Regions from separate parts of the Homo sapiens genome. Here region 1 is linked to region 2. A link is an interaction called in ENCODE POLR2A ChIA-PET data of the cell type or tissue named here. Cell type or tissue: OCI-LY7. All regions are shown on one strand. Links, peaks and the distances in the headings refer to the core of each region. The heading gives the core; the rest is flanking DNA. Region 1 overlaps KATNAL1 (katanin catalytic subunit A1 like 1). Region 2 has its middle 8.4 kb from the start of LINC00426.

The links. Peaks named below come from ENCODE experiments on the same cell type or tissue, not always from the same donor. Only the 100,000 strongest peaks of a DNase experiment are listed, where the experiment ranks them.
Region 1: POLR2A ChIA-PET joins it to region 2 with 11 read pairs; 15 of 35 experiments call an interaction of 5 or more read pairs at or near these places.

The regions. Positions count from the first base shown.
Region 1 is chr13:30,287,550-30,297,019 of GRCh38, forward strand. The region is part of intron 1 of KATNAL1 (katanin catalytic subunit A1 like 1); the gene reads right to left. It also overlaps the pseudogene PRDX2P1. Among named protein-coding and RNA genes, the nearest start is that of KATNAL1, 15 kb to the right of the region's middle. In OCI-LY7, for the core only: no CTCF peak of the experiment used is centred there; a DNase peak (open chromatin) is centred at 4,872; H3K4me3 peaks cover 834 bases; H3K27ac peaks cover 1,115 bases.
Region 2 is chr13:30,377,579-30,387,048 of GRCh38, forward strand. No RefSeq gene overlaps it. Among named protein-coding and RNA genes, the nearest start is that of LINC00426, 8.4 kb to the left of the region's middle. In OCI-LY7, for the core only: CTCF peaks have their summits at 5,235 and 5,509; a DNase peak (open chromatin) is centred at 5,493; H3K4me3 peaks cover 326 bases; H3K27ac peaks cover 1,560 bases.

The DNA.
Region 1 (9,470 bases), core at 2,540-7,539, 90 kb before region 2:
TGGACTAATACAACTACTTTTACACAGTAACAAATTTCAATGTCCAGTGGATCTATCCACAGAATACAGGACAACCACACAAAGTGTCATCTTCAAATTTAGAACATTAACACGAAACAATATGGCCTTATTATAATGAATAATATGTAATTAATAAATCCAGTAGAAACAAAGATGCTCTATAAATTATTTCCCTTTAAAGTCATTGTGAAACAAAAGCATAAATCCTACTTACAAATACAGACACAAAACTATAAAAGATAAAAATATCCTGATACAAATCAGGGGTTGCCAAACTTTTCCTGTAAAAGACCTAACAAGTAAATATTTTAGGCTTTGACAGCTAACAAACAAAATGAAGGATATTATATAACTACTTATATAATGAGACAAAAAATTCCATAATTCTTATCGATGCAATTCAAAATATTATAGAAACAATAACAGAGTACAACTTTCTGTAAGACAGGTTGACTAAGGAGAAGAATGAAACTCTTTTTAGGGACAATATTTCACTTAGTTGGGATTCAAAGTTAGTATTCCCTATCATCAAAATCAATCACAAATGTTCATACATTCTAATGTTTACCTTGAATACAATACATTTCATGTTTGAAAATGTCTACTTTTCAAAGTAGGTTAGGTGCTACTTTATACTGATAGTAGTCACAAGCATATGATTTCAATTCAGCATAATCATTGTTTGGAAGGCATCTAAAGGATTTACTCTTAGTATTTACGTGCCATTATTTGCAGATTAATCATTCCAATTAAAGGTTAAATAAGAAGTGCCTCAACTGCACAGTTAAATGGAAATTTCCTTGGCACTTACATCGAGTTCTAAAAAATGCTGCTGAAACTGTAGTTTGAACTCAGAAAACATACCTATTGCAAACTGGGTAGGAATGGAGACCTTACTTCTTTGCTTTAACTTATAACAGCATGGAAAGCTATATAAAATTACTTGATATTACTTGTGATTCAAAGAATAGTGGTTGCCATTGAAATAACTTTACTGCAGTATTAGTTTTGATATAACAACTGTTTTGTCTTGTAATTTTAGGTTGAATTCATTAAGAAATACTATTGAGTCTGCATCACAAATTGATTTCTAAAGCCATTCAGCGTTCAATATTCAGATTGACAGCAGTTTCTCACATTCAGAAAAATTTCAATCTCACTTCTAAATTCAAAAGTTTGCAATAAAGCCTTACAACTATTAAACCATCAAATTGCTGTACAGCAGGGCAAGTGAGAATATTCAGCTTCTATTTCTGACAAAAATTCCTAGAACTGACAATGGTTAAGTCCACAAGAGCAAATGTTGACACTACTGGTTCAAGATTACATGATAGATTCAAACATTCTCTGCAAAATACCTGCTAAGAAATAAAATAAGTAACTGTAGACTTCAAACTTCTTACACTTTCACAGCTTTATTTGTCCACCTGAATTCTTTTCTATTCTATACAAATTTTTACTACCATCAGTTATAACACATCTTAGCAGACTACACTTCATTCAGGTTGCATGCCATTAGTGTTTTCTCAACTTTTTGAAATATTCTTATCTTTAGCTATTCTACACACACTATTCATTAAGATTATTTAACACTTCAAACTCAGCCTTGACTTTTCAAATAAACAACTGAGCAGTATTGGTAACATCTGTCAACTCATCAAAAGCCAAGGAAAACCACTCAAAATAATTTGCCTTTTTAATTGATTATTGATGTCCTCAATTCTTTGAGCAACTCTTCTTGCCAAAAGACTAACAGTCTTAAGTTTACCTTCTCCAGACACAATTCTGCGCCTGTTGTAACCAACACAATTTAGTTACTTCACTATTGATAAATGACTTCCTTGCTTGGTTAACAAATGAGCCACTTGGAAGTTTACTCTGGGTGCAGCCTGATTTTTATTTTCTAATTTTGTAAAGAAATTCTACTGGAATAAGATATTCCTTTTTATGTTTTCTCATTTTTCTGACCATTACTTTCCTGTGAGTTGGGAATATTGTGATGAATGCAGAGTCTGGTAATATCAGTGTATATTGTATTTAACACAGCTATAGTATCACTGCATAATACAATGCCTTGTCATAACTCAATAATCCATGCTTCAGCATGCTTTAAAAGTATAACATTCCAAGTCTATTTTTTTCATCTTTTCTTGTTTTGACATGATGTGTATGCATTGATAATAAAGTAAAATGTCACAGCACAGTGATATGCATGGCACTTAAAACAGTGATTACAGTTCAGAAACAGCAGTGCAAAAGCAATGAGAATGCCACATGGTTTCTGTCACAACCCCTCAACTTTGCCATTCCAGCACAAAAGCAGCCAGAGACAATTTGTAAACAACTAAGTGTGGTTGTGTTCCAATAAAACCTTATATGTGGACAATGAAATCTGAATTTCATTTAATTTCCACATGTCACAAAATAGTATTCTTCTTTTGATTTTTCTTCAACCTTATAAAAATGCAAAAATCATTCCTGATTCATGAGCCATTCAAGAACAAGTGGCAAGCTGGATTTGGCCCCTGGACTGCAGTTTGCCGACTCTTGCTTTCAGCTTCTATCTTAAGAATCTAGCAAGGGAAGCAAATTAAAACCAAAAGAAGCAGAAGGAACAATGTAATAAAGTTGAGGGAAGAAATCAATGAAATAGAAAACAGAAAAACAAGAGAAAATTTCAATGTAGCCAAAAGCAGGTTCTTCACAAATATCAATAAAATGAATAAACCTCTAGTAGGATTGACCAGGAAAGAGAGAAAAAAAAAAATACACATTACCAAAACAAAAAATGAAGGAGGGCTATCACTACAAACCTTGGAGCTACTGAAAGACAAAAGAGAGTTTAATGAAATGGACAAATTCTATGATGGTCACACACCAAAGCTTGCCCAAGAAGAGACAGAGTAGTTAATCGGAATACTCCTTTATCAATTAATGAAATTGAATACAGAAGAGGTAGAAATATTTCCAACTCTTTTTTTTTCCTTTTTTTGCCATAGTTCTTTTGGCTATCCAACTCATATTTTAAAGCCAGTGTTAGCCTTACACCAAAATCAGACAAAGATCTTATCAGAAAATTACAATATCAATATCCCTTAAAAACATAGATACAAAAAATCTTTAAATTTTAGCTAATCAAATCCAGCAATATGTAAAATAGATAATGTATTATGACCCAGTGACGAAATAGATAATGTATTATGACCCAGTGACGTTTTCCCCAAGAATTCAAGATGGTTTATTTTAAAACCAATCAATACAATTTTAAGAGAATAAAAATGAAACATTATAAATCATCTCAATAGATACAGAAAATGTATTTGACAAAATTCAACATAATTCATAAGAATGCTTAGCAAACTAAGAATAAAAGGCAATTTACTCAACCGAGTAATGGACATCTATGAAATACCTACGGCTAGCATATGTATTGTGAAAGACTAAATGCTCTCCAAGATCAAGAACAAGACAAGGATATTTGCTCTCACCCCTTCTATTCCACATTAGAACTGAGGTTCTAACCAGTGCAATAAGGCGATACAAAAATAAAAGGCATGCAGATTGGAAAAGAAGTAAAGCTGCTTTTATTTACAGAAAACATGATTGTCAGTGGAGAAAATCCTAGGGAATCTGCAAATAGCTCCAGAACTAATAAACGAGTTGTGTAAGGTTGCAGCATAAGAGGTCAGTGTACAAAAATCAATCTTATTTCCACATACAAGAAATAACTGGAAACTAAAAAGAGTAAAATCATCCAAAAAATATTAAATATTCAGGGATAAATTTAACAAAATATGTGCAAGATCTGTAACCTGAGAACTATTAAAATCTAAGAGAATTAAAGATGACCTAAATTAATAGATATGTGTGTATGTGTTTATGAATAAAAACACTCAATATGCGTAAGATGTCAAATTATCTTGAAAGTGACCCATAGAGTCAATGGAATCCCAATCAAAATCCCAGCAGCCTTTTTAGGAAAAATTGACAAGCTGATTCTAAAACTTACATGGAAATGAAAGAACACAAAATAGACAAAAGTTCTGAAAAACAATAAAGTAGGACTTACTAACACAGATGTATTCAGGTGGGGTACTTCTAAGGGGTTGAGGGGAAAAATGCCTGTTGGGGGTGGATGTCTACTACATGATTTTAAAATTTACTATAAAGTTACAGTAATCATGGCCGGGCACGGTGACTCATGCCTGTAATCCCAGCACTTTGGGAAGCCGAGGAGAGTGGATCACCTAAGGTTGAGAGTTCAAGACCAGCCTGACCAACATGAAGAAACCTCGTCTCTACTAAAAATATAAAACTAGCCGGGTGCGGTGGGGCATGCCTGTAATCCCAGCTACTCGGGAGGCTGAGGCAGGAGAACTGCTTTGACCTGGAAGGAGGAGGTTGCAGTGAGCCGAGATCGCGCCACTGCACTCCAGCCAAGGCAACAAGAGCGAAACTCCATCTCAAAAAAAAATAAAGTTACGGTAATCAAGACAGTGTGGAACTGACATAAAGGCAGACACAAAGATCAGTGAAAGAAACTAGAGAGTCAAGAAACAGATTCATACATACAAAGCCAACTAATTTTCAACCAAAGTGCCAGAGCAATTCAATGAGGGAAGGACAATTTTTTCCAGCAAAAGGGTCCTGAAACAAAGTGGCTATCCATATGCAAAACAAAAACTGAATCTCAACCCTTACTTCACATCACATACAAAAATTAACTCAAATGGATTACTGACCTAAATGTAAGAGTTAAAACTATAAAGCTTCCAGAAGACAACCTAACCCAAGGTATTTTTTTTTTTTCCATCAGTTCCCCAAGCCCCAATTCCCATGGGGCAATTTGAAAAGGGCCATGTAACACCTGCAAAGGAAGTAGTCTGCATTACAGGAGAGGAGGCCTAAGCTTAGAGAACCTGAATCTATTAAGTTTTATGCTTCCCTACCCCTTGTTCCAAAGGGAGATACTGTATCTTCCAAGGCTGTAAGCAAACCTGACCTTTGCTCTGGAGAAAGACACTATCTCTTTCTACCCTCCAAGGCTGTTCAACTTGGTACCTCCCTTCATCCTGGGGAGCCCTTCTGCCTCCTCTATGCTGTCCTTTTTTTATGTATCACATGTCTTTCTCTTTCTTTTTTCACTCTCTTACCTTTATGGAGCACATTTTCTACAGTTGGGAGAAAAAATTTTTGCAACTGTGCATGTCTGTAAATACCTTTATTCTACCCTCATACTTCCATGAGAATTTGCCTGGCTACTGAATCTTAGTTTGGAAATAATTTTCCTTGAGAATTTTTATGGCATTTCCCTAATACATTTTAGGTTTCAATATTAGGTTAAGAAGACTGAAGTCATTTAAATTCCTAATTCGTTATATATCACTTGTTTTTCCCCTTTTCTGGAAACTTCTCTTTGACATGAGTTTTCTAAAATTTTTGATGATATGCTTTGAAATGGGTCTATCTGGGGTTCTTTCAATGTAGAAATTAATGTCTTTCCATTTTAGGAAATATTCTGAATTATTAAAATTTCTTTCCTGAATTTCATTAAAAATTTCTTTCCATTTTTTTTCTGCTGTGAAATGCCTTTTATCCAGGAATTAGACTTCCTCAGCTGGTCCTCTAATTTTCTTAGTTTTTCCCTCCTTTTTTCCACCTCTCTGTCCTTTTGCTCTACTTTCTTGGAGATGTTCTCAACTTTATATTATAATCCTTCTTTAGAACTTTTTCCTTTTTTATTGAGGTATATAACTTAAAGTGCACAAGTCTTAAGTGTGCAGCTCAATGACCTTTTACACTGTGCACATACACTGTGTACACCCCGGCAACACCCCTTCAAAATACAGAACACTTCCAACTCCCCAGAAGGATCCTTCATCCCTCCCAGTCAGTACTTTAATCACTATTCTGATACCACAGATGAATTCTGCCTGCTTTTTAAAAATCAGCTTTATTGAGGTATAATTTTCATACAATTAATTCCACTAATTTTAAGTGTACAGTTGATGAGTTTTGAAAACTTTATAAACTGCATAACCACCACTACCACCACAACAAAGGTAAAGAACATTTCCATCACCCCAGAAAACTCCCTTTTGCCACTTTGTATTTGACCTCCAACTCTCACCATGCACTCTCCTGTTCCCTTCTCCCTACACAGGCCCACCTCAGTTTACCGCGCCTCATTTTACTGCACTTCGCAGACACCATTTTTTACAATTTGAAGATTCATGGCAACTGTGCATCCAGCAAGTCTACCGGTGCCATTTTTCTAACAGCATGTGCTCACTTTGTGTCTCTATGTCACATTTTGGTAATTCTCACAATATTCCAAACTTCTCCATTTTTATTATATCTGTTAATAGTGATCAGTGATGTTACTGTTGTAATTGTATTGGGGCACCACAAACCATGCCCTATAGCAAGGTGAATATAATTGATAAATACTGTGTTCTGACTGCCCTACCAATAGGCTGTTGCCCTCTCTCTCTCTTCTCCTCGGGCCTCCTTTTCCCGGAGACACAATACTGAAATTAGGCCAATGAAGAACCCTACAATAGCCTCTAAGTGTTCAAGTGAAAGGGAATAGTTGCATGTCTCTCACTTGAAATCAAGGGCCAGAAATGACTAAGCTTAGCAAGCAAGGCATGTTGAAAGCTAAGATAGGGCAAGAGGTAGATCTCTCGTGCCAAAGAGCCAAGTTGTAAATGCAAAGAAGAAGTTCTTGAAAGAAATTAAAAGTGCTACTCCAGTGAACATATGAATGATGAGAAAGCAAAACAGCCTTATTGCTGATATGGAGAAAGTGTGAGTGGTCTGGACAGAAGATTAAACCAGCCACAATATTCCCTTAAGCCAAAGCCTAATCCAGAACAAGACCCTAATTGTCTTCAATTCTATGAAGGCTGAAAGAGGTGAGGATGCTGCAGAAGTATGAAGCAAGTAGAGACTGGTTTATGAGGTTTAAGGAAAGAAGCCTTTTCCATAACACAAAAGTGCAAGGTGAAGCAGCAAGTGCTAATGTAGAAGCTGCAGCAAGTTGTCTAGAACTAGCTAAGATCATTGATGAAGGTGGCTACACTAAACAACAGATTTTCAATGTAGACAAAATAGCCTTCTATTGGAAAAATATTTCATCTAAGACTTTCCTGGCTAGAGAGGAAAAGTGAATGCCTGGGTTCAAAGCCTTAAAGGACAGGCTGGCTCTCGTGTCAGGGGCTGATTTAGCTGACGACTTGAAGTTGAAGCCAATGCTCATTTACTAATATGAAGATCCTAGGGCCCTTAAGAGTTATGCTGAAGCTACTCTGCCTGTGCTCTGTAAATGGAATAGCAAAGTCTAGATGACAGCACATCTGTTTACAGTATGGCTTACTGAATATTTTAAGCCCAACTTTGAGAGCTATGGCTCAGAAAAAAAGATTCCTTTAAAAATATTGCCACTCACTGACAATGCACCTGGTCACCAAAGAGCTCTGATGTAGATGTACAAAGAGATAAATGCTGTTTTCATGCCTGCTTATCCATTCTGCAGGCCATGGATAAAGGAGTTATTTCAACTTTCAAATCTTATTATTTAAGAAATACATTTTTTAAGGCTATAGGTGCCATAGATAGTGATTTCCTTTGATGAAACTGGGCAAAGTAAATTGAACACTTTCTGGAACAGAGTCACCCTTCTAGATGCCAGTAAGAACATTTGTGATTCAAGGGAGGATGTCAAAACATTAACACTAACAGGAGTGTTACAGAAATTGATTCCAGTCCTCATGGATGACTCTGAGGGTTTCAAGACTTTATTGGAGGAAATCACTGCAGATGTGGTAGAAAAAGCAAGAGAACTAGCATTAGAAGTGGAGCTTGTAGATGTGACTGAATTGCTGCAATCTCATGACAAAACATAAACGGGGTAGGGCACAGTGGCTCACACCCGTAATCTCAACATTTCGGGAGGCCAAGGCAAAAGGATCACTTAAGACCAGGAGTTCAAGACCAGCCTGGGCAACACAGCAAGACCCCATCTCTACAAAAAATTAAAAAAAAAACTTGAATGGATGAGTTGTTTCTTATGCATGAGCAAAGAAAGTGGCTTCTTGAGCTGCAATCTACTCCTGGTGAAGATGCTTGTGAACACTGTTGAAATAACAATAAAGGATTTAGATTACTACATAATCCTAGTTGATAAAGCAGCAGCAGGGTTTGGAGAGGATTGACTCCAATTGTGAAAGAATTGCTACTGTGGGTAAAATGCTATCAAACAGTATAATTGCATGCTATGGAGAAATTTTTCACAAAAGGAAGAGTCAATACGTCCACCAAACTTTGTTGTTATTTTAAGAATTGCCCTGGGCCAGGCACATTGGGTCATGCCAGTAATCCCAACACTTTGGGAGGCCAAGGCAGGAGTATCACTTGAGGCTAGAAGTTCAAGACCAGCCTGGGCAACATAGCAAGATGCCAATTCTAAAAAAAAAAAAAAAAAAATTTTAATTAGTCACATGGGCACTGAGAACGCGGGTCCACGCACGTGATCGTCCGTGCATCTAGCCTTTGCCCACACAGCTTGTTCAGTCATGGCCTCAGGTAATGCGTGCATGGGAAAGCCTGCCCCTAACTTCAAGGCCACATCCATGGTGGATGGCGCCTTCAAAGAGGTGAAGCTGTCAGACTACAAAGGGAAGTACGTGGTCCTCTTTTTCTACCCTCTGGACTTCACTTTTGTGTGCCCCACGGAGATCACTGCAGTCAGCAGCCATGCCGAGGACTTCCGCAAGCTGGGCTGCGAAGTGCTGGGCATCTTGGTGGACTCTCAGTTCACCCACCTGGCTTGGATTAACATCCCCCGGAAGGAGGGAGGCTTGGGCCCCCTGAACATCCCCCTGCTTGCTAATGTGGCAATCTGAGGATTACGGTGAGCTGAAAACAGATGAGTGCATTGCCTACTGGGGCCTCTTTATCATTGATGGCAAGGGTGTCCTTTGCCAGATCACTGTTAATGATTTGCCTGTGGGACGCTCATTGGATGAGGCTCTGCAGCTGGTCCAGACCATCCAGTACACGGACGAGCACAGGGAAGTTTGTCCTGCTGGCTGGAAGCTTGGCAGTGACACAATTAAGCTCAACGTGGATGACGGCGAGGAATATTTCTCCAAACAAAATTAGGCTGGCCAATGGATAGTGAGCTTGTGCCCCTACCTAGGTGCCTGTGCTGGGTGCTCACCTGTGCCCCTACCTAGGTGCCCTGTGCTGACCCAGGAAAGGCCAGACCTGCCCCTCCAAACACCACAGTCTGGGACCCTGGAGGGCTAGGCCAAGGCCTTCTCATGCCTCCTCCTGGGAGCTGAATAGTGACGCCCACTCCCGAGCCCGCCCAGCAGCACACAGGCCTAGAGGTGACCAATAAAGTATTAGGGACAAGAAAAAAAAAATTAGTCACATGTGGTCCT
Region 2 (9,470 bases), core at 2,757-7,756:
TAGCCTTCGCAACAATTTTGAACATGCACCCTCAATAGTTATATTTATTTCTAAATTTTATATATACTCTATTAAACATTTAAAAATTATAAATAGAAACCTAAAAGATGAGATTTTTTTAAATGAATATAAATTAACGTTCTAATACTTTCTTCCTGAATCTCTAAGGATTGATTTGGCACTTTAGCAATCACTGCTCTAGAATGTCAGGATAACCTTTTGGCAAAAGTAACAGCAGAATCAAAGGAATTAAAAGGAGGGTGCAGGATATTTTTGTAGAACTTAGGCAAGGAAGCATCACGAGGTGACAATGACAATAATAATGATAATGACAATGATGATAATGATGATAATTTCTTATTTTTGAGCAACTAACATGATCACTTAGCCTTAAAAGCAACCATGTGAGGTAGGACTATTATTCCTACTTTTCAGATTGGGAAACTGAGGGCCAATAGTCTCCTATCTGGTAAGTGGCAGAGCAGGGTTTTGAAACCAAAATCTGGGTTTTTCCATTGCCGGTTTTGGGCTTGGACTACTGCATGGTTGGAAGAGCCATCTGCTGAGACAGAGAATTCAGAAAGAAGAGCGGGTTTGGAGAGAAGATGGTAGGTTTTGTTTTGATGTTTGAGGTGCCCCCGACGTATTCTGGTGAAGCTATCAAATACACAACTTAACATATGAAGCTGCAGAACCCAAGCCTGGCTGCAGAAAAGGGTTGGATATCTTTAACTTCTTAGCCCAAGTTGAAAATACTTATTTTGTTGTGAGCACCATGATGAAAAGGAGCAAGGGCCAGGTGCAGTGACTCATGCCTGTAATCTCAGAGCTTTGGGAGGATGAGGCAGGAGGATTGTCTGAGCCCAGGAGTTTGAGGCTGCAGTAGCTATGATTGTGCCACTACATTCTGCTACTTTGAACTTTTCTTCCAAAAAATTAGGATGAATGCAGAAATTACAAAGGACCCAGATAAATTTAGTAAGCCTGGGCAACAGAGCAAGTCCCTGTCTCAAAATAAATAAATAATTCTAAAATCTTTTAAAAAGAAAAAAGAAAGGAGCAAGTGGAGAGGGAAAGTAGAAGAGACAATGGGGGTGGGGGTGGGGTGGGACACTGGATAATGAATGGAGCGAGCTTCTCCATCAGCTACGTGGGGACAAAATTGTGAGCACTGCTGGGATTGTTAGCTTTGGCCAGGAGGAGGGACAGAAATCACACAGCCCTGGGCTTGAATGCCAGCTCCATCTCCTTCTAGCTACAAAACCATGGAAAAGATAATGAAGTAATGAACCTTGTTGCCTCTGTTTCCTCTTCTGTAAAATGAGAATAATAATATCTCTCCATCTGATAGAAATGTTATGCTGATTAAATGAGAAATGGTGTGAAGTGCATATCTGTGTTTGGCCCATAGAAATAACTCAATATTTGTTAACTATAATTAGCTAACTGTCATTATAACTGGTATTGTTCTCTGAGCTAGGAACCAAGCAGGTAAGGATTAGTGCAAATGGAGGTGACCTTATAGCAGAGGAGCATAAGAGCTCAAAAGAATCGTTAGCTGATGACTTTAACTTTTGGGCCAAGGCAGGGGCAAAGTCAAGAACTAAGAATGAGAGGAGCAAAGGCAGGGTAGGGGCTTGAGGAGAAGGCACAAATCCTTAAGAACCACACAGGGGATTAAGACAGGAAATGAGTTAGGTTTACCCAAAAGGACCTCCAAGTAGCAATAACAGCATTAATCAATATGCTGTCTACAAAGCACACTCAAAAGAGCAAAGTTAGAGAATTAACACTTCCTAATTTCAAGACTTACTATGAAGCTACAGTAATCAAGACTGTGTGGTACAGATTGACATAAAGACAGACACAAATATCAATGGAACAGAATTAAAAGTCCAGAAATATACTCATACACATAGGAGAAACTGATATGACAAAGAGATAAAAGCAATTCATCAGTGAAGGAACAGTCTTTTTCAACAAATGGTGCTGAAACTATTGAACATCCATATGCAAAAAAAAAAAAAAGAACTTTGATTCATACCTTGTACCATATACAAAAATTAACTCAAAATAGACCACAGACCTAAATGTAAAACTGAAAACTGTAACATTTTTATAGAAAACATAGGAGAAAATCTTGGTGTTATTGGGTTAGACCAGGATTTCTTAGAAACGACCCCAAAAGCACAAGCAATAAAAGAAAGATTGATAACTTGACTTCATCGAAATTAAAAACTTCTGCCCTTTGAATGACACTATCAAGAGAATGAAAACACAAGCCATAGGCTGGAGAAAATATTTGCAAAGTATGTATGTGATAAAGGTCTTGTATCCAGAATACATACTGACCTCTCAAAACTCTGTTAGACAATAAATAATCCAATGAAAACAATAAGTAAAAGCATTGAGCAGATACTTCATTAAAAAACATGCATGGATAGCAATGATGCTCAACATCATTAGGGAAATGCAAATTAGCATCGCAAGGATGTGCCACTACACATCTATTTGAATGACTAAAGTCAGAACGACCAGTTACCAAGTATTGGCAAGGATGAAGAAGAGCTGGAACTCTCATACACAGCTGGGGGTCATGCAAAATGATATAGCCATTTTGGAAAAGTTCGATTCTTAAAAAATTAAACATACACCCGGCCGGGCGTGGTGGCTCTTGCCTGTAATTCCTGCACTTTGAGAGGCTGAGGCAGGCGGATCACCTGAGGTCAGGAGTTTGAGACCAGCCTGGCCAACATGGCAAAACCCCACCTCTACCAAAAAAAAAAAAATACAAAAATTAGCCAGGTGTGGTGGTGCACACCTGTAGTACCAGCTACTCAGGAGGCTGAGGCAGGAGAATCACTTGAACCCAGGAGGCGGAGGTGGCAGTGAGCCAAGATCGAGCCACTGCACTCCAGCCTGGGTGAAAGAATGAGACTCTATCTAAAAAAAATAAGATAAAAAGTTAAACATACACCTACCACATGATCCAGCCATTTCACTTCTAGTTATTTTTTCAAAAGGAAAAAAAAACCATATGTTCATACAATGAAAGACTTGTACATGAATGCTTTTAATAACTTATTCACAATCTCACAAAACCATAAGAAGCCTTTAAGGGGTGCCTTCATAAGTATATGTGATGATGGACAGGCGAGCCCCAAAACTGGGGCTTAGCCCGGGCTTTGCCCAGGAAAGAATTCAAGGGTGAGCTGCCATGTTAGACAGCAATCTTGTACTGAACAGTACTGCTCCTTGCAGAGCAGGGCTAACTCATAGACAGTGCATCTAGAGTTGGCAAGAAATGAGCTGTTGGCAACTGTATTTCTACCCCCTTATACCAACTTTCAATTACAAGCAAATTAAGGGACAGTTAAAGCAAATTGAGAGGCGGGTTATTTAGAACTTTCTAGGAAAGGGACGGGAACTTCTAGGTCATTGTCATGGCATTTGTAAACTGTCATGACATTGGTGTGAGTGTCTTATGCTAATGAGCAATGATGACAGCTAGGGATGGCTTTTGTTGTCATTTGCTGGTTCCCGCTGGTTTCTTCACTTTTTCCTGCCTGAGACTGGGAAATAAATCCTGCTGGTCTCCTACCTCAGATGGATAAACTGGGTTTATCTATGCTGTGGAATACTACTCAGCACTGAAAAGGAATGAACTACTGATACACACAACCACCTGGATGAATCTCCAGAGAATTATGCAAGGTAAAGGAGTGCATACTGTACGGTTCCATTTACAAAAGACTCTAGAAATGGCAAATTAATCTACAGGGACCAAAAGCAGTTTCCATGGTGCACTGGGAAATAGGGGAAGGGAGAGAGGAATTACAAAAGTGCATAAGGAAACTTTTGGAGATGATGAACAGATATGTTCATTGTCATTGTGGTGATGGTTTCATGAGCATAGATATATGTCAAAATTGATCGAATTGTACCGCAGACTGGGTGGTTCACACAGCAGACACTTTGAGACGGAATCTCACTCTGTTGCCCAGGCTGGAGTGCAGTGGTGTGATCTTGGCTCACTGCAACCTCCGCCTCCCGGGTTCAAGTGATTCTCCTGCCTCAGCCTCCCAAGCAGCTGGGATTACAGGCACCTCCACCACACACAGCTAATTTTTGTATTTTTAGTAGAGACAGGATTTCACCATGTTGGCCAAGCTTTTCTCCTGACCTCAAGTGATCCACTCACCTCAGCCTCCCAAGGTGTTGCGATTACAGGTGTGAGCCACTGTGCCTAGCCTACAACAGAGGCTTATCACACCACAGTTCTGCAGGCTGAAGTCTGAGACCACGGTGTGGGGAGGGTTAGTTTCTCCTGTGACCTCTCTCCTGGAGTTATAGATGGCCCTGTGTCTTCACATGGTCTTGCCTCTGGAAATGTCTGTGTCCTAATTGCCTCTTCTTATGAGGACACAAGTCAGATTGGATTAAGGCCTGCCTTTATAATCTAATTTTAACTTAATCACCTTTTTAAAGATCCTGTCTCCAAATATATAGTAGTTACAAGCTGAGGTATTAGGGGTTCAGGCTTCAACATATGGATTTCGAAGGGAAACAATTTCGCCCATAACAAGCCGTGTTTTCTGTTTATGTCACAGCACTTACTTACCACACAGTTAATTGAGATGTAGCCGAATTTCCTTAGGATATTCTGGTTTATGTGAATTACGTGACTAATACAAGAGAGATTTTCTTTAACTAGCAATTCTATTAAACTACCAAAAGCTATAGCTGAACACCTTTAAAAACACACATATAAATAGGGCACAGTGGCTCACACCTGTAATGTCAGCACTTTGGGAGGCCGAGGTGGGCAGATCACCTGAGGTCGGGAGTTTGAGACCAGCCTGGCCAACATGGTGAAACCCTGTCTCTACTAAAAATACAAAAAAAAAAAAAATTAGCTGGGTGTGGTGGTGTACACCTATAATCCCAGCTACTTGGGAGCAGGAGAATTGCTTAAACCTGGAGGCAGAGGTTGCAATGAGCTGAGATCACATCACTGCACTCCAGCCTGGGTGACATAGTGAGATTCTGTCTCAAAATAAATAAATAAATAAATAAATAGTTTTAAAAAATAAAAACATAAAAAACACAGATAAATTAAACAGGCAGAAGGCAACATGATTTTGGGAGGGAAGTGGAGGAAAGAATGGGGCTGGAGACATAAAGAAAGGCCTGAAAGTTATTCTTTCATCATAGGCGATAGGAACGGAGAAGAGCTACATATCAAAAAGTAGCTTTCTCTTTATCCTCTGGTCTGGTTTTACCATCAGGCTACTTGGATGGACCCAAATGAGGACATTGTCCAGTCTGGTTGAGGGCCATCTGTTGGTCCCCACTGACCGAGACCTCCCACCCCCACAGGACAATCATTGCTTTGCAACTTAAACAGAAGGCAGGTTTTGGGCGGAGTGCCTTCCTTGCCACGGGACCATACCAGCAGCTGCTGTCTTTGTGAGTGCTTTCCGGTTAGTGCCAAGGGCAGGAAATTTAAGCCAGAGTCAGGCAGGCGGGGCACCAGGTGTGGTGGGAAGCAGGGCTTATCTGACAACCATCTGCATAAGGACCGATGGAGGCCTTTGCAAGCCCCAAGTTGCTACTTCAAACATTAACTTGTGTTTTTATTCAGATAGTCTACTAAAGCTCAATGTGGAATTGGTATGTGCTTTTAAATACCAGAACACTCCTACTGTGCCTGTCATGAAAGCTTCCTGTGTGGGGTGAGACCTTTGGACTTGTATGTGGAATTGGGGAATTTGGGGAAGGAGCAAGCCTCCTCACCTGGGCTGGAGCTGAGCAGTTTGTGAACTGATACTGCAGTAAGACAAACATTATCCTTTTGGCAGGACTTGAACTTACACAAGCAACCAGAGAATTATGACTTTAGGGATTCTTATTTTATTAATCTTTATTATGTTGGCCATTTATTAAATATCTACTATGTGCCAATCACTGTTCTAGGCAGTTAATATACATATGTATGATATATATGTACCATCTCAATCTTAAAGAGTAGATAGTAATATTCTTCATTTTACAATCAAGCAGATGAGGATCAGGGAAATGCCTTGCCCAGGGACACAGAAATCTTCAATAGCAAGGCTCAACTCAGACCTAGATTTGTCTGATTTCAAAGCCTATTCTCCTTTCTCCCACTTCTTGCTTTTCTGAAAGAATGCCCTAAAATATATTTTGGACCTGTACTTGGGTTTTGTTATTTGGCAAGTTATCTTTAGATGTTTATTTAGATGGTAAGTTTCTTAATAGGAAAAGACTGGGTTTTTTCTTGAGACAGAGTCTCACCCTGTCACCCAGGCTGGAATGCAGTGGTGTGATCTCGGCTCACTGCAACCTCTGCCTCCCAGGTTCAAGCGATTCTCCTGCCTCAGCCTCCAGAGTAGCTGGGACTTCAGGCGCCCGTCACCACGCCCAGCTAGTTTTTGTATTTTTAGTAGAGACAGGGTTTCACCACGTTAGCCAGGCTGGTCTCGAACTTCTGACCTCAGATGATCCACCCGCCTTGGCCTCCCAAAGTGCTGGGATTACAGGCGTGAGCCACCACGCCTGGCCAAGATTAGGTCTTTTTCTGGCTTTTTATTAACAGAATATACACATTTTTACATCAAAAGTGTTACTTGAAAGTGTGCACCTGACTTAAGACTATTATAACAGCATCAAGCTCCTGGTTTTGACATATATTGTTATATAAGATGACATCATGGGGAAAGCTGGAGAAAGGGCAAGTGAAGACTGTCTGCAACTTATTTTTGCAACTTCTTGTGCATTCTAAACTATTTATAGCTGGGCACGGTGGCTCATGCCTGTAATCCCAGCACTTTGGGAGGCCGAGGCGGGCGGATCACCTGAGGTCAGGAGTTTGAGACCAACCTGGCCAACATAGTGAAATCCTGTCTCTACTAAAAATACAAAAATTAGCTGGGGGTGGTGGCAAAATAAATAAATAAATAAACAAACAAACAAATAATAAAAGGTTTTTTGTTTGTTTGTTTTTTGAGACAGAGTCTTGCTCTGTCACTCAGGCTGGAGTGCAGTAGCATGATCTTGGTTCACTGCAACCCCTGTCTCCCAGGTTCATGCAATTCTCCTGCCTCAGCCTCCCGAGTAGCTGGGACTACAGGCGTGTGCCACCTCGCCTGGCTAATTTTTGTATTTTTAGTAGAGAAGGGGTTTCACCATGTTGGTCAAGCTGGTCTTGAACTCCTGACCTCAGGTGATCCACCCCTCCTTGGCCTCCCAAAGTGCTGGGATTACAGGCTCGAGCCACTGTGCCCAGCAGAAGTGTTTTTTTAAAGTGTATTTGATGATGATAATAAAGAGCATTGTGACGATATAGAACCAACAGAGTTAGGCAAGTTGAGTCCTGGGTTCTATGGCTGCTTTGCCAATAACTAGCTGTGTGGCTTTTACAGGTCACTTGTCCACCCGAGGCCTAGCAAAGTCAAGGTGGCATCCACATTCCATTGTAGAGTCAAGTTATGATTTCTGTAATTTCAAAAAAATGCATTTTAGACGTCCACTTTAGGATGCAAGAATGAATACACACACCTAATGTAGTTCCTCCCAAAACACACTAAATTTGCAGTATAGAAATTTTCTAAAAGACATATCCTACAAAAATAGGAGGGACAGGAGACAGTAGCAACAAAGGAATAGAAGCTAGGAAGCCTCTATAAGTGATAAATGAGGAAAACACAAATTAACAGGCCTGGAGTTGGTGGTTAATAAAGCTAAGGATAAACTTATTCACTATAGAATCTTCACAAAGCTCAGGTACCTGGTACCTAACAGCACCAGATACCTCTGGAAATGGAGGTTCAAAGAGGGTGGTGGAAACAAGGACTGGGTGGCGACCCCAGAGATACAACGAGATTCCTTCCCTGTCTCTTTGTCACCTGGAAGCTTCTTTGCCTCCACCCCTTCATAGTCTACACATCTCACTCTCTTACGAGTGCAAAACAGAAGTATTTGGACTTGGGAAGCTGAAAGTACCGTGTCAAAACCAAGAAGATTAAATGACTGTATACACAGTGGATGCTGAGTGATGAGACCCCCAGGCCCTCTTCCCCCAGCTTAGCTCCCAGAGCACTGATGGCCAGATCTTAAGCATCCAGGCAGGAGACTAAAATTCTGCTCCAGAGAATCTGACCAGCTCAAGAGAAATCATCAGAAGATACTGAAATTAGGTTTGTTCAACAAATGGTCCAGCCCGCCAGCTGACCCTGCAGTGAAGCTCACAGGCAACAAACCCTGCCTTGAGCTCCAAGCTTCCAGTTAGCTTTTTGGTTCTCAATTCTTTTTCTTGAAGATACAGACAAAACAAACAGAAGAAAAAGACAAACTGGAGTGTATGCAGGGAGAAGAAAACTTCCTCCAAAATAATTAATATCCTCAGAGAGATGACAAAAGATCCATAAAAAAGGAAAGAAAAAAACCCACACAGAGAACAGCAACAGCTAGAAGAGCTCTTGAGAATTAAAAACAGGAGCATACAGATGACAAATTAAATAGAGAGGCTGGAAAATCAAGTTGATGGGAAGTATCCCAGAAGCTAGAGGAAAAAGACAAAGAGCTATAAAATGAAAGAGAAAAGGAGAGGATGAGTCCAGGAGGGCTGACATTAAATAATAGAAGGAGTCTCAGGAAGAGAGAAAAGAGAAATCGAGGGAAACCCATCGACAAAATTCATCAAGAAGTTTGCCCAGAACAGAAGGACGTGAATTTCCAGAATGAAAAGCTCACCAAGTGCCCAAGACAGTAGATGAAAATAGAATCACACCAAGGAACATCAATGAGAAATGTCCAAAAAAAAAAATCCTACGGGTTTTCATAAAGAGAAAATAAGTCAATTAAAAGGATCAGGAAACACACTGACTTCAGACATTTAAAAGCTAATAGAGGCTGGGTGCAGTGGCTCAAGCCTTTACTCCTAACACTTTGGGAGGCCAAGGCGGAGGATCTCTTGAGCCCAGGAGTTCAAGACCAGCTTGGGTAACATAGTGAGACCCTATCTCTACAAAAAAAAAAAAAAAAAAAAAAAAAAAAAGGCTGAGTGTGGTGTTGCATGCCTGTACTTCTGGCTACTCAGGAGGCTGAGGTGGGAGGGTCACTTGAACCCAGGAGGTCAAGGCTGCAGTGGGCCATGATCACACTATTGCACTCCAGCCTGGGTGACAGAGGGAGACCCTGTCTCAAAAAACAAAACAAAACAAAACACATAACAAAACAAACAAAATAAAGAAAGAAAAAGAAAACCAAACAGACAATGGATAGAGGTTCCAATTCTGAGTAGGAGGGCAAACCCACACTCCACCTGGGCTCTCCCAACTGCACTTATAAAAACCTGGACAGAATGTAATCCCAGCATTTTGGGAGGCCAAGGCAAAGGATCACTTGAGATCAGCAGTTTGACACCAGCCTGGGCAACACAGCAAGAC